2 separate regions of the Homo sapiens genome follow, and region 2 is linked to region 1. Evidence: chromatin contacts called from ENCODE Hi-C or POLR2A ChIA-PET data. All regions are on one chromosome and are shown on one strand. The core of a region is the stretch at or near the end of the contact, and the rest is flanking DNA. Distances in the headings are between cores, read along the strand shown.

The links. A loop is a pair of places that touch in the nucleus more often than their neighbours do. ChIA-PET counts read pairs that join two places held with the same protein, here RNA polymerase II (POLR2A). Pooled maps may share reads with other maps.
Region 2: a loop to region 1 is called in a pooled map, with 4 times the contacts of the local background. The contact joins the enhancer-like site here to the promoter of LINC01792 in region 1. A Hi-C loop is called at or near these places in 3 of 50 pooled maps. POLR2A ChIA-PET finds 5 or more read pairs at or near these places in 2 of 52 experiments (activated CD4-positive, alpha-beta T cell and activated T-cell).

What each region holds. Positions count from the first base shown.
Region 1 is chr2:200,729,097-200,736,433 of GRCh38, forward strand. LINC01792 (long intergenic non-protein coding RNA 1792) reads right to left here and starts at 6,081. Exons shown (of 3, transcript NR_037886.1): 1 at 5,941-6,081. It also overlaps the pseudogene AOX3P-AOX2P and the pseudogene AOX3P.
Region 2 is chr2:201,170,892-201,177,930 of GRCh38, forward strand. CFLAR (CASP8 and FADD like apoptosis regulator) reads left to right here. Exons shown (of 10, transcript NM_003879.7): 10 at 1-5,796. Among named protein-coding and RNA genes, the nearest start is that of CASP10, 8.7 kb to the right of the region's middle. Within about 2 kb of position 5,505, at least 4 of the 41 ENCODE cell types and tissues checked have a DNase peak (open chromatin) inside an H3K27ac peak, as active enhancers do.

The sequences.
Region 1 (7,337 bases), core at 4,831-7,330:
TGCTTACTCTATGAAAAGGGCACCCATGATAGGGTCGGGGTCCCCCCTCTAGAATGCAGACCCACACTGGGACCCAAGACCTCCTTACTTGAGAACAGAGATCTCCCCAGGCTGCCCTCTTGGAAGAACAGAGGGCAGAAGCCTTACTGAGCCAAATGTCCTGGTATCTGGAGAAGGGCAAGCGCAACATCTCATTTTGAGAGGGGACAAGTGGAGATATCCCTGGTTTGGTCAGCTGAACTTGAAGACCAAAGCCAAGAGTAACTCATTCAATGCTGGTTACTCAGTGACCCAGGTTCCAAGCAAGTCTCTCACAAAGCTTTAATGAGTACCTGCCCCTAGAGTAAAGTAATGAAGACAATACCAAGTGCTGTATGGGTCATGCCTCACTTAACAACAGGGATATGATCTGAGAAATACATCTTTAGGCGATTTTGCCATTGTAGGGACATCATAGAGTACATTTTCATAAATCTAGATGGTATGGCCTACCACACACTTAGGCTATATGGTCTAGCCTATTGTTCCTAGGCTCTAAACCTGTGCAGCATATTACTACACTGAATGCTGTAGGCAATGATAACATAACGGTAAGTATTTATGTACCCAAATATATCTAAACATAGAAAAGGTACAGTAAAAACCTGGTATAAAAGATAAAAAATGGTACACCTGTATAAGACTAAAAGTTGCTCTGGCTGGGTCAGTAAGTAGTGAGTGGATGTGAAGACCTAGTACACTAGTCTAGACTTTATAAACACTGCACACTTAGGCTACACTACATTTATTTTAAAAATATTTAGGTCTGGTGTGGTGGCTTACACCTGTAATCCCAGCACTCTGGGAGGCTGATGCAGGCTGATCACTTGAGTCCAGGAGTTCAAGACCAGTTTCAGCAACAAGGGGAAACCCTGTCTCTACAGAAGAAAATATGAAAATTAGCCAGGCATGGTGGCATACACCTGTAGTTCCAGCTGCTTGGGAGGCTGAGTTAGGAGGATCACCTGAGCCTGGGAGGTGGAGGTTTCAGTGAGCCAAGATCATGCCACTGACCTCTAGCTTGGGCAACAGAGCCAGACCTTGTCTCGAAAAAATAAAGTTAAATTAAAAAATAAAGTAATTATGCCACAACACTATGACAGCTATGATGTCACTAGGCAATAGGAATTTTTCAGCTCCATTATAATCTTTTGGGACCACTGTCATATATGTGGTCCACTGTTGACTAAAACATCATTATGCCACACATGAATGTATTTAAAACAACCCTTCAAAGTAGGTATTACTGCCCATATAATTCAAACAAAAATACTTTGGAGAGCAAAGGGAGCCATTGGCATTAATACAAAGACAACCAGTGTAAACAGGGATTGTCCTGGGCAAAGCAGGCTATGTGGTCACCTGGTTCTGGTATCTCCAGGTCACAGACAAGATCCCCACGGCATGGAGAGTATAAGTCATCCACATACTGAGAAGAAGCAGAGCTATTCAATCACAGGGATGTCTGACTCTAAAACTCACATATCTCTACACACCACGCTGCCTTTCTCTGTGCCTGTGTTCTTGTGTTCACTGCCTGGACAGGGGTTTTCATAGCCTTGCTAAGTATGCAGCAAATCCTAAGTGGAACCTCAACACGTAAAACACATAGAAACAGAGCCATTTTGGTTGAACTGGGCAAATGGATCTTGCATTCTGTCTGTCCTCCCTCTAGCCTCCACTTTTACCTCCTGGGTGAAAAAGCCCCACCTTGGCACTGGTTCCACAGGGAAAACCAGAGTCAGCCCCTTGTCCAGAGGTGGAGACAAGCCACATGGAAGGTATCTGCAGGATGCAGGAAGGATGGTGATTGTTGCAGGGTGAGAAACACAGTTGAGTTTGAAATGTTTCCCCATTTAATTATCTGCCAGTCTTCTGTCCTTTTCCACCTGCAGAATACCTGCCGGACCCTCGTGGAATGCCTTGAACCTATTATCAGATGGAGTACTAGTGGCACCTGGGAGAAGTGGGTGAGTATCAGGTGTGGCTGAAGCCTGCAGAGCTCCTGTGGGGCCACTGAGTGGAAGCACCTGTTCCCAGGTAGGCTGCATCCCTGCCACTTCCTCCTCCTGTCCTGTACAACCTAGGGCATCCCCTCCCCAGTCATCAGTGAGCAGGCAGATCACCTGGGCATCAGTTAAAATGCAGATTCTTATTCTGTAGGTCTGAGTGGGGCCTCAGAGTCTGCATTTCTGTCAGCCTCCCAGGTAACGCTGGCACTGCTGAACCACGCTTTAAGTAGCACTCCTGGCTTTTGGATATAAAATGGATAGTATCTCCATCATAAGGAGGTGACTAGGAGCTAGGAAGAAAGGCATTCATATATTGGTCCAGAAATTAAAGATTAGTAAGCTGAGTTCATAAGGGACAGATATAAATCAGTCATTCACCTTGCAACCAGATCTTACGAAACAGAAATCTCTGGTTCATCTGGCTATTTACTCACACCTGGAGAAATAGCTCAGTAACAGTGTTAAAGCCATTCATATTTAAATACCACTTAGTGTGTGTCTGGTTATTCGCTAAGGAAGATAGAGCCTACATCATCTAAAGTTCACTTTTGGAAATTTGCAGAGAAAAAAGCAATACATTTAAAGGAAGTTCTTGCAGGAGAAGCTGTTATATTGGATTACATTTTGAAAAACATCTTTAGTTAAAGCTACAAATGCTTGCTATTTTCCATACCTGCATTTCAAACATTCCTGGGGAAAACTGGATAGTCTTTGGGTGGTAGTTCTTGTTCTTCTTTCAGAATAAAGACTTCATTTTAAAACATGACCCAGATTTTTAAAAATTGAGGCAGCAGAAGTTCTGCAAGGCCCCTGAGTATTTAATTAGTGCTGTTAGAAAGTCTCCTGGTGATTTTGAAGTTTTGTGGGAAGCCCTCAGGGAGCGGCGATGGATGGGATGCGGTAGCAGTAACTTGAGGGATTACCAAACTTGCCTCCTTTATCTCTTAGTTTCTCTGAAACTTAAAAATATATACATATTCCAACCAAGCCGAAGCTCCACCCAGACTGTTTCCCCATATATGGAGACAGGAGGATGGAGATCCTTGGTTAGACTTTGTTTGGGAACCCTGAATTTAAACTTCCACCACAGATGTTTACCTTCATCGCTTTTTCCTTTGCTCTTTAAATAGATCCACCAAAGCAGTGACTTAGCAATTATCCTGGGCATCCTTAGCAATCATCCTGGGCAGAGAACCCACTTGGGCACTCTGCTTGTTCACTCAGGAAAATAACATTCCCAACAATAAGGAAAACTATGACATCTAGAAAATGGTTATTTTCCCATGTTTTGCTTTTGTCCAGCTGTGTATTTTTCCTTTCATCATATTCTTTTTTGCAGGCTAATGAAGCTTTTGCTCAAAGCACTAGTTTGTCTGCCACTGGATATTTTAGGTAAGAGGTATCTAATACTGTCCTAAAATTATTCCCCTTTAGAATGGAAAAGGAACTTTGAAAAGGTGTGCTCAGTTGTTTATATTTTTAATATTGTCTATTATTATCAATTTTATTTTTTTATTGAAAGGTTTTCATTAGAAAGAGAAATGTTATATTATCAGAACAGGAAGGCAGACAATTTTGAGATGAGTCCCATAATTTCCTTCCTGCAATGCCTTAGTACACATAAACCTGCCACAGGTTTATAGGTTGATATTAAATGATCCTGTGAATAGTGAGAACAGATCAAGATAGAGGGATTTTTGCAAAGCTTTTAGTGCTTCCCAGCATGGATTTAGTGCTTATGCCTTTCAGTCTTAGTGTCTAATAGGATGCAGCACTTTGGGCTTTCTAATATTTCTTGCTCTCCAGAAATCTTGCCTTATATCCTGCCTCTTGTGACCCTCTTCTCTTGTCTAATGGGGGATTGGTTATAAAAGCTGTGAGTCAAACCAGGGATGACCAAAACAGCCCCATACAAATAGCATGGGAAGTTGAGCAAGGTACCCCATCAGACATGAGAATTTGTCCAAATAAGGAACAGGGAGATCTCACTGGAAGTGACAAGAAACTAACCATCCTTTTACCATATTGAGCATATGTGGGCACATCGCCTAGGCTTATTGGGAGGGCGGTCTAGTATCCTGATGGCATCTATAAATACAAAGCTCACATCTGAAGGTAGGTTGGATCTTCTTGAATGGGGAGGCCATGCCTAGTTTCAGTAACCCAGAGGAAGGACGTGAATTTAGGAAACTAGAACTGAGGGAGCTCAGATTCTGTTGGTCTCACAGGTCAACCATGGAAGTCACAGGCACCCCTGGCCAGTGGGTATAAATAATAGTAACCATCATGAGAAGGTAGACCAGGAACCAGGAAGAACCCATTTATTGGTTCAACAATTGAAGAGAAGTAAGCTGAGTTGTAAAGATCAATGAAATTGTCTCTTTTTCTTGTCCTTTTGTTTCCTCCTGTCATTTATCCAATTCTTATATGAACATTCTTACTCTGATCAGTCGGTCTACAGAGAATCAACCCAAGAGTCCTCCGTCCAGTATAAGAAAAAGAGAGGGAAACAGTGCCCCGTTAGACCAATGTGTCAATGGTAGGATCAGACATAGATCCCAAAGGAAGTGAGTCTTGGGTGAAAGCCAAGGCCGTATGGACCACCCAGTGCCAACTCTGAGGTTCTGAACTTTATTTTTACTAAGAAAAGGGCAATTTCCTCACAGCACTAGGCAAAAATGGAAAGCTATCCTGGCACACAAGTATAGAATGCCACCAGAGACAAGCAGCTGGAAGAAAAAGCCAGGCCACCAGCAACAGAGACAAAGAACTGTGAGCTTGAGAGGCTATGGCAGATGGTGAGGGAAGGACAGTGAGGGAGAAAGAGACTCAGATGCAGCAGAGGCTCAGTGGCTAGACTTAGGACCCAGCCAGGGCTTATTGCAAAATAAGCACTTGGTAACTTTTTATATCTTTGCCTTGGCAACCAGGAAACTCAAAGTTAAATTTTATGCTTCATTTAGTTTTGGCTTTTGTTGTTGTTGTTGTTGTTCTTGTTGTTTGCAGAGACAGAGTCTAGCTCTGTCGCCCAGGCTGGAGTGCAGTGGTGCGATCTTGGCTCACTGCAACCTCTGGCTCCCAGGTTCAAACAATTCTCCTGCCTCAGCCTCCCGAGTAGCTGGGACTACAGGCGCCTGCCGCCACCCCCATTTAATTTATTTTGTATTTTAGTAGAGGCGGGGTTTCACCGTGTTGCCCAGGCTGGTCTCGAACTTCTGAGCTCAGGCAATCCACCCACCTCGGCCTCCCAAAATGTTAGGATTACAGGCATGAGCCACCGCACCTGGCCAGTTTTTATCATATATAAATTCCTACTCTCTTATTATTCATTTCATCTCATTTCTTGACTCTCATCTTTTACACTTATTTTAATGATTTGACTATTGTATTTGTATTTAATATGAATGCTTTCTATAAATAGACTCATGTAAGGCTTGTTTAGGAAATAAGTGAAATTGAATTAAATACGTATGTCTAACATGAATCTATTAAGTTTCTCAGCAGATGAAAAAGACCTTCCTTATAACAACACTTGTCATACCTGAAGAACATTATTTAGCCAGTTCTTAATCTTCTCTTTACCAGAATTGATCACAAAAATTTTAACTCATTTTTAGCTTTTGAAACAATGACAAGTTTACAGAAAATTTGCATGTACAGTACAAAGAATTTTTTTTACCCTGAATCATTTGAGAGTAAATTGCTGACCTAATGCCCCAAACCCCTGAACACTTAAGAGTTTAGTCCTACACACTATACAATATACCCATCAGAATCCAGAAATTAACAGCAGTTCACAACTACTATCTAATTATCAGACTCCATTCAAGATTCGCCAGTTGTCCCAATCAAGTATTTTATAGCAAAAATATTCAATACAGAATCTCACTTTTCATTTAGTTGTCCTGTCTCTGAGGTGTCCTGGAGCAGGAATCAGGTCTCCCCTCTCTCTTTGACATCATGACTTTGACACTTCGGAAGAGTTTGGCCAGTTATCTTGTCCAATGTCTCCCATTTTGAGTTTGTCTATTGTTTTGTCGTGGTTAGATCGATGTTATGAGTCTTTGTCAGAATATTACAAAAGTGACTCTGTGTTCCCCTCATGGCATCCTGCCAGGTGACACATGACTTCAACATGTCCCACTTGGTTAAGATGGTGTCTACCAGGACTCTCCACAGTGAGGTGGTTTTTCTCCTTCTGTAGTTAATAAATATTCTGTGGGGAGATACTTTGAAACTATGTAAATATATTGTTCCTCATTAAACTTTCTGTTTATTTTTTATTATTATTATTATTTTTTGAGACAGACTCTCGCTCTGTCGCCAGGCTGGAGTGCAGTGGTGCAATCTCAGCTCACTGCAACCTCCACCTCCCAGATTCAAGCAATTCTCCTGCGTCAGCCTCCCGAGTAGCTGGGACTACAGGTGTGCGCCACCACGCCCAGCTAATTTTTGTATTTTTAGTAGAGACAGGGTTTCACCATGTTGGCCAGGATGGTCTCGATCTCTTGACCTCGTGATCCACCCGCCTCAGCCTCCCAAAGTGCTGGGATTACAGGCGTGAGCCACTGCGCCTGGCCAACACTCTTTTTGTTACTGCCATTCTACCCCTCAGGTCCACCCCACAGCCTGTCCAATTAGCTATGTGAGTTAACTGCTCAGTTTGGTCTCTGCAAAGCAGAGCTAAAACAAACAATGCGCCTTCCTTTAGGGCTCTTAAAATTAAAGCATGAGTACCCTCTAGTGGCTTGCAGGAAAGTTTCCACGATTCTCGAACTTTTCCTAAGTCCCAGATGAGTGAAGGACACTGGCAGGGGTGGGATGTACTGGAGCCAGATGTGTTCCCCACCAGCACACCCAGGAAATACATTTTTGCACAGCTGTAATTTTGACTTAAACATTTGTTTAAGGTTTGCATGCTCAATCATATGACCTACATGTTTGGCTCAGTATACATTTGTTTTCTCAAAATCTTTAGTATAGTGAGTGCTCCAGAAAGTCATTGCATGTTTACCTCATAGACCCATGAACTCTGAAAAGCATAGAGTTCCACTGAAATGCCCTTTCTGAGAATCAAAGTTGAAGTTCTTTTCACTTGCATTGGAAGAAACCTAGATTTTGTGACCAGAGATGGAATAAAATATGAATAGAACCACATTAAGTAGAATGTTCTCAGTATAGCCTGGCAGAAGGTGTGTCGTGCCTAGCATGAGGTGACATGGTGATGTGTGCAATGGAAATGGAGTTATTTGGCTTCAAACTGTGTTTGAACTCTTATGAGGATTC
Region 2 (7,039 bases), core at 4,255-6,754, 440 kb after region 1:
GAAGTTATGTGGCTTTGCCACTATGGATGAATCTTATTTACTCAATATTAATTACTTACAAATAACCTCACCTAAACACTACTCAGCCATAAAAAGGAATGAATTAATGACATTCACAGCAACCTGGAGACTATTACTCTAAAGGAAGTAACTGAGGAATGGAAAACCAAACATTGTATGTTCTCACTCATAAGTGGGAGATAAGCTATGAGGATGCAAAGGCATAAGAAGGATACAATGGACTTTGGGGACTTAGGGGAAAGGGTGGGAGGGGGGTGAAGGATAAAAGAATACAAATTGGGTTCAGTGTATACTGCTCAGGTGATGGGTGCACCAGAATCTCACAAGTAACCACTTAATTACTTACGCATGTAACCAGATACCACCTGTTCCCCAAACACCTATGGAAATAATTTTGTTTTTTTTTTTAAAAAAGGAATGAGATCATGTCCTTTGCAGGGACATGGATGAAGCTGGAAGCCATTATCCTCAGCAAACTAACAGAGGAGCAGGAAACCAAACACCACATGTTCTCACTTGTAAGCGGAAGCTGAACAATGAGAACACACGGACACAGGGATGAGATCAACACACACTGGGGCCTGATGCAGGGGCCGTAGCGGGGAGAGCATCAGGATAACTAGCTAATGCATGTGGGGCTTAATACCTAGGTGATAGGTTGATAGGTGCAGCAAACCACCATGGGACACGTTTACCTATGTAACAAACCCGCACATCCTGCACTTGTATCCAGAACTTAAAATATTTTAAAAATCTTTAGAGAATACAAAAAAAAAAAAAAAGATTCTTCAATGCATACACAATAAAATTGCAGTTCAGTCAAACATTGGAAGTCTTTCTCTGACTGTCTAGTTGGTATCTTCATTTTCAGCTTCTTCAAGATCCCACTCCAAACACTGTTAGCTCAGCCAAATTGAACAGCTCATATCTCCTACCTCTGGATCTTTGGTTCTGGTGATTGTATATTTCTGGACCATCTGGAACCCCAGCATATCACCCTACCCCACATCTCCACATCCCCAAAATATAACCATACTTCAAGGGCAGTTCAAATACCATCTCCTTCTATCCTCCATGAAGTCAGTTATCTCTTCCATTGGAATTATCGCCCCCTCTCCTGAACAGTACTATTTCGTGTGAATCTCCTCCAAGCCTTCTTTTCATTTTATATCTCATGCTGTAATTCTTGGAAAGTATGCTGTAGCTCAAGTGCAGAATTCTCATCAGTTTTATCTTTATATCTCTCCTAAACACTTTACCTGATGAAGAGCCTGGCATACACATAAATATATATTGAATGAATCAGTGATGGATTGAAAAGAGAAATGATGGATCTCCTAAATTTTAACTTTTATAAAATATTTTGATACATTCATGACCTTACTTTAGCAAGCAATGAACGTGATGTAAACTATTGTTGATATAGTTTTTATATTGGAAGTGTAAGTAGTTTGTGGCATGGGATTGTGACATATCCTAGGTTTCCTCATCTTCTTTTTATTGAAATGTAATTCACAAGCCATAAAATTTGCCCCTTTAAAGTAAATGATGCAGTGGATTTTAGTATATTTACAGAGTTGTGCAATCATCACCACTATCTAATTCCAGAACATTTCCATCTACCTAGAAACTCCATACCAGTGAGCTGCCACTCTAATCCTCCTCTTCCCCCAGCCTCTAGAAACAATAATCCATTTTCTGTCTCTATGATTTGCCTGTTCTAGATATTTTATAAAAATAAACATGTGGCCTTTCGTGTCTGACTTCCTTCACTTAGCATGTTTCAAGGTTCATCTATGCTATAGAGTGTACCAGTGCTTCATTACATTTTATGGCTGAATAATACCCTATTGTGTGGATATACCGCATTTAGTTTATTCATCAGTTGATCGAAATTTAGACTGTTTCCACTTTTTTGCTATTATGGATGATGCTGCTATGAATATTCGTATATGAATTTTTATATGGATATATGTTTTCAGTTCTTCTGGGCATATACCTTAGAAGTGAGAGTGCTCATCATATAGTAACTCTATGTTTAGCCTTTTGAGGAACTGCCAAACTGCTTTTCAAAGTAGTAGCATCATTTTATATTCCCACCAGCAGTGTATGAGGTTTTTTTTATTTTTTTGTTTTTGAGACGGAGTCTCACTCTGTCGCCCAGGGTGGAGTGCAGTGGCGTTATCTTGATTCACTGTAACCTCTGCCTTCTGGGTTCAAGCCATTCTCCTGCCTCAGCCTCCCTAGTAGTTGGGAGTAGCTGGGTTTACAGGAGCTCGCCACCATGCCCAACTAATTTTTGTATTGTTTTTTGAGACGGAGTCTCGCTCTGTGGCCCAGGCTGGAGTGCAGTGGTGCAATCTCAGCTCACTGCAAGCTCCGCCTCCTGGGTTCATGCCATTCTCCTGCCTCAGCCTCCCAAGTATCTGGGACTACAGCCGCCCTCCACCACGCCCGGCTAATTTTTTGTATTTTTAGTAGAGACAGGGTTTCACCGTGTTAGCCAGGATGGTCTCTATCTCCTGACCTCGTGATCCGCCTGCCTTGGCCTCCCAAAGTGCTGGGATTACAGGCGTGAGCCACCGCGCCCAGCCAATTTTTGTATTTTTAGTAAAGACAGGGTTTCACCATGTTGGCCAGGCTGGTCTCGAACTCCTGGCCTCAGGTGATCTGACTGCCTTGGCTTCCCAAAGTGCTGGCATTACAGACATTAGCTACTGTGCCTGGCCTCAAGTCCTTTCTCATTTTAAAACTGCGTTATTTTATTTTATTTTTCTGAGATGGAATCTCACTCTGTCGCCCAGGTTGGAGTGCAGTGGTGCAATCTCGGCTCACTGCAACCTCCACCTCCTGAGTTCAAGCGACTCTCCTGCCTCGGCCTCCCTAGTAACTGGGATTACAGGCACCCACCATCACGCCTGGCTAATTTTTGTATTTTTAGTAGAGACAGGGTTTCGCCATGTTGGCCAGGCTGGTCTTGAACTCCTGAACTCAGGTGATCTGCCTGCCTCGGCCTCCCAAAATGCTAGGATTACAGGCGTGAGCCACCACACCCGGTGGGTTGTCTTTTTATTGTTGAGTTGTAAGCATTCTTTTTAATATTCTGGATACTAGTTTCTTATCAGGTACAATCTTTGTGAATATATTCTCCCATTCCATGGATTGTCTTCTCACTTTCTGGATACTATACAGTACAAGTTTTAAATTTTGATGAAGTTCACTTGATTTCTGTTTTTTATGTTATTGCTTATGCTTTTGGTGTCATACCTAAAAAACCATTGTCTAAATCAATTGCCTATGAGGTGTTACCCCTATGTTTTCTTCTAAAGTTTTATGATTTTAGCTCTTTGACCCATTTTGAGTTATTTTTGTGTATGCAGTGCGAGATAAGCATCCAGCCTCATTCTTTTGCACATAAATGTTCACTTGTCTTAGCATTACTTATTGAAAATACTATTTTTTCCCTATAGAATTATTTTATACTTATCACAAATCAACTAACTATAAGGGTTTATTTCTGGACTCAATTCTGTTGCTCTATCTTATGGTAGTACCACACTGTCTTGATTATTGTAACTTCGTAGTAAGTTTTGGAATCCAGAAATGTAGTCCTCTAACTTTGTTGTTGTTGTTGTTCTTCTTTTTTCTTTTGTAGAGATGAGGCCTTGCTATGTTGCCCAGGCTGGTCTCAAACTCCTGGCCTCAAACAATCCTCCCACCTCCACCTCCCAAAGTGCTGAGGGGTGAGCCACTGCAACTGGCCTGTTCTTTTTCAAAATTGTTAGGGCTGTATTGGGTTTACCTTTCCCTAAATTTTCATATAACTGTTAGGATTCACTTGCAAATTTATGTAAAAAGGGCCTCTGGAATTTTGATAGTGATTACACTGAATGAGAGGAGTTTGGCAGGACTGGTTTCCCAAGACCACAAGACCCTGTAAGACCCTGCTGATAAGACAGGATGTGGTAGAAAGGCCAACCCAAACCAGCCAAAACCATGATGGTGACAGAAGAGACCTCTGGTTACCTTTGCTGCCCATTCTATGGTAATTATAATACATTAGCACGCTAAAAGAAACTTCTACAGCACCATGATAGTTTACAACTGCCATAGCAACTTTCAGAAGTTACCCTGTATGGTCTAAAAGGTCCAGACCTCCCCACTTCTTTCCTGGAAAACTCATGAATAAGCCACCTCTTGTTTAGCGTATAGTCAAGAAGCAACCATAAATATAGCCAGTCAGCAGCCCATCAGGGCTACTCTTCCTATGGGGTAGCCATTCTTTTATTCCTTTACTTTCTTAATGAACTTGCTTTCACTTTATTCTGTCAGCATGCTCTTGAATTCTTTCCTGAACCCACTTGACCTCTTGGGCTGAGCCTTAACCTTGGGGTACTTTTGCCTATAACAAACATACAAAGATAAGTTTGGCTGGGCGCAGTGGCTCATGCCTGTAATCCCAGGACTTTGGGAGGCTGAGGATGGTGGATCGCTTGAGCCAAGGAATTTGAGGCCACCTTGGGCAACACGGCAAAACCCTGTCTCTACTAAAAATACAAAAATTAGCTGGGTATGGTAGCATGCGCCTGTAGTACCAGCTACTCGGAAGGCTGAGGTGGGAGGATCACTTGAGCCCGGGAGGTGGAGGTTTCAGTGAGCTGAGATTGTGCCACTGTACTCCAGCCTGGGGAACAGAGTGAGACCCTGTCTCAAAATAAAAATAAATTTGAGGTGTATTGCCATCTTAACGGAAGTTGTTACTGGTGGACGGTATCCAAGTTACTGGTGGTAAATCTGCAGCAACCTCAATTCTTTCCTCCTCAGAAGAAAGAATTTGACTGAGGGGCATAAGGCAGAAGGAGGGACCGAGGCAAGTTTCAGAGCAACAGTGAAAGTTTATTACGCTTTAGGCTGGGCACAGTGGCTCATGCCTGTAATCCCAGCATTTTGGGAGGCTGAGGCAGGTGGATTACTTGAGGTCAGTAGTTCGAGACCAGCCTGGCCATCATGATGATGAAACCTCGTCTCTACTAAAAATAGAAAAATCAGCTGGGCATGGTGGTCCATGCCTCTAATCCCAGCTACTCGGGAGGCTGAGGCAGGCGAATCAGTTGAACCTGGGAGGCGGAGGTTGCAGTGAGCCAAGAAAGTTTATTAAGCTTTAGAACAGTAAGGAAAGGAAAGAAAAGAAGGAAAGTATAACTTGGAAGAGGGCCAAGCAGGTGACCTGAGAAACCAGGTGCAGGGCTTGCCCTCTTGACTTGGGGTTTTATATGCTGGCATACTTCCGGGATCTTGTGTTACTTTTCCCCACTCCTGAGATCTTTTTGAGAAGCTGATGATCAGTCTCAGGTGTTTTCTATTGCGGGGGGGGGGGGCGGGCGGGGGAGCTGCCTGTCCCTGGCACCACCTGTGACCAATTATTACTTTACAGAAACATTTAACAACCGCCTGACCATCACCTGATGGTTGCCCAACACTCTTGGTGTGTGTCGGGGGAGCCCTCTCCTGCCTTGCTCAGACCTGAATGTACCCATTGTAACAAACCCCTTCTTTGTATACTTTGATATGGTGACATTTCTTGTCACTTGCCTCATTGTGAATTTTTATAGATGTGGCTAAGTCATATGCTTCCTTCTGAAAAATTATGTCAAATACTAGCAGTTTCTCACTGTTTTTTGCCCTAGAAACAACAAACTAACCTTGAAGTGAAAGGCCTTTCTGCGTTTATCTTACCTTTTTTGAGCAGCATTAAAACTGTTTTACTCAGACCAAGTGCCGTGGCTCATGCCTGTAATCCCAGCACTTTGGGAGGTTGACGTGGGAGGATTGCTTGAGCCCAGGAGCTCGAGATCAGGCTGGGCAATGAAGTGAGAGCCAGTTTCTACAAAAACATTTTTAAAAATTTGCTGGGCATGGTGGGACATGCCTTTAGTTCCGGCTACTCTGGAGGTTGAGGTGGGAGGATCACTTGAGCCCTGGAGGTTGAGGCTGCAGTGAACTATGATCTTGCCACTGCACTCCAGCCTGTGTGACAGAGCAAGACCCTGTCTCAAGAAAATCCATATAAACATATATAGTGGTTTCTTATATACAACATTTTAAATTTATTGATATATAAAATATGTATTTTAAATTTATATACTATACAATCTGTTATATAAAATTATTTTTATAATATATTTATATAATATATTTTAAATTTAAATATATTTATAAATATATATAAATATATATTGTACACATTACTCAATTTTTCTTTTTCTTTTTTTTTTTTTTTTTGAGACAGAGTTTCACTCTTGTTGCCCAGGCTGGAGTGCAATGGCATGATCTCGGCCCACTGCAACCTCCGCCTCCCAGGTTCAAGAGATTCTCCTACCTCAGCCTCCTGGATTACAGGCGCCCACCACCATGCCCGGCTAATTTTTTTGTATTTTCAGTAGAGACAGGGTTTCATCATTTGGCCAGGCTGGTCTCAAACTCCTAACCTCAGGTGATCCGCCTGCATCAGCCTCCCAAAGTGCTGGGATTACAGGCATGAGCCACCACACCCAGCCTACATTACTCAATTTAACCACGTCCACCTAGTTCCCTAGACAAACTATTGCTAATTTAACTTTTAGGAACTACTGCCATCTTGCGGAACTTTGAGGTTTTGCCACCCCAGAATTTCCTAGCTGCTCTGTTCTTCTATTATGTGGCATAGCAAACACAAAATGGGTCACTTTTTTTCTTTGGAGATGGGATCTTTCTATGTTGCCCAGGCTGGTCTCCAACTCCTAGGCTCAAGTGATCTTCCTACCTCAGCCTCCTCAATAGCTGGTACTATAGGAGACAGCACCACACTGCCCGGGCCTGGTTGCATTTTACTTGTCTAGCTATCGTCTCTTTCCTGTTGACTATCTGGAAATCTCTGATGGGGTCTTTAACAGAAAAAGTCTACTCCTTCAGACCTTAGTTTCATGCCATATACCACATATGACAGGTCTGGGAAGGTCTGGAATGTGTGGATAAAGGC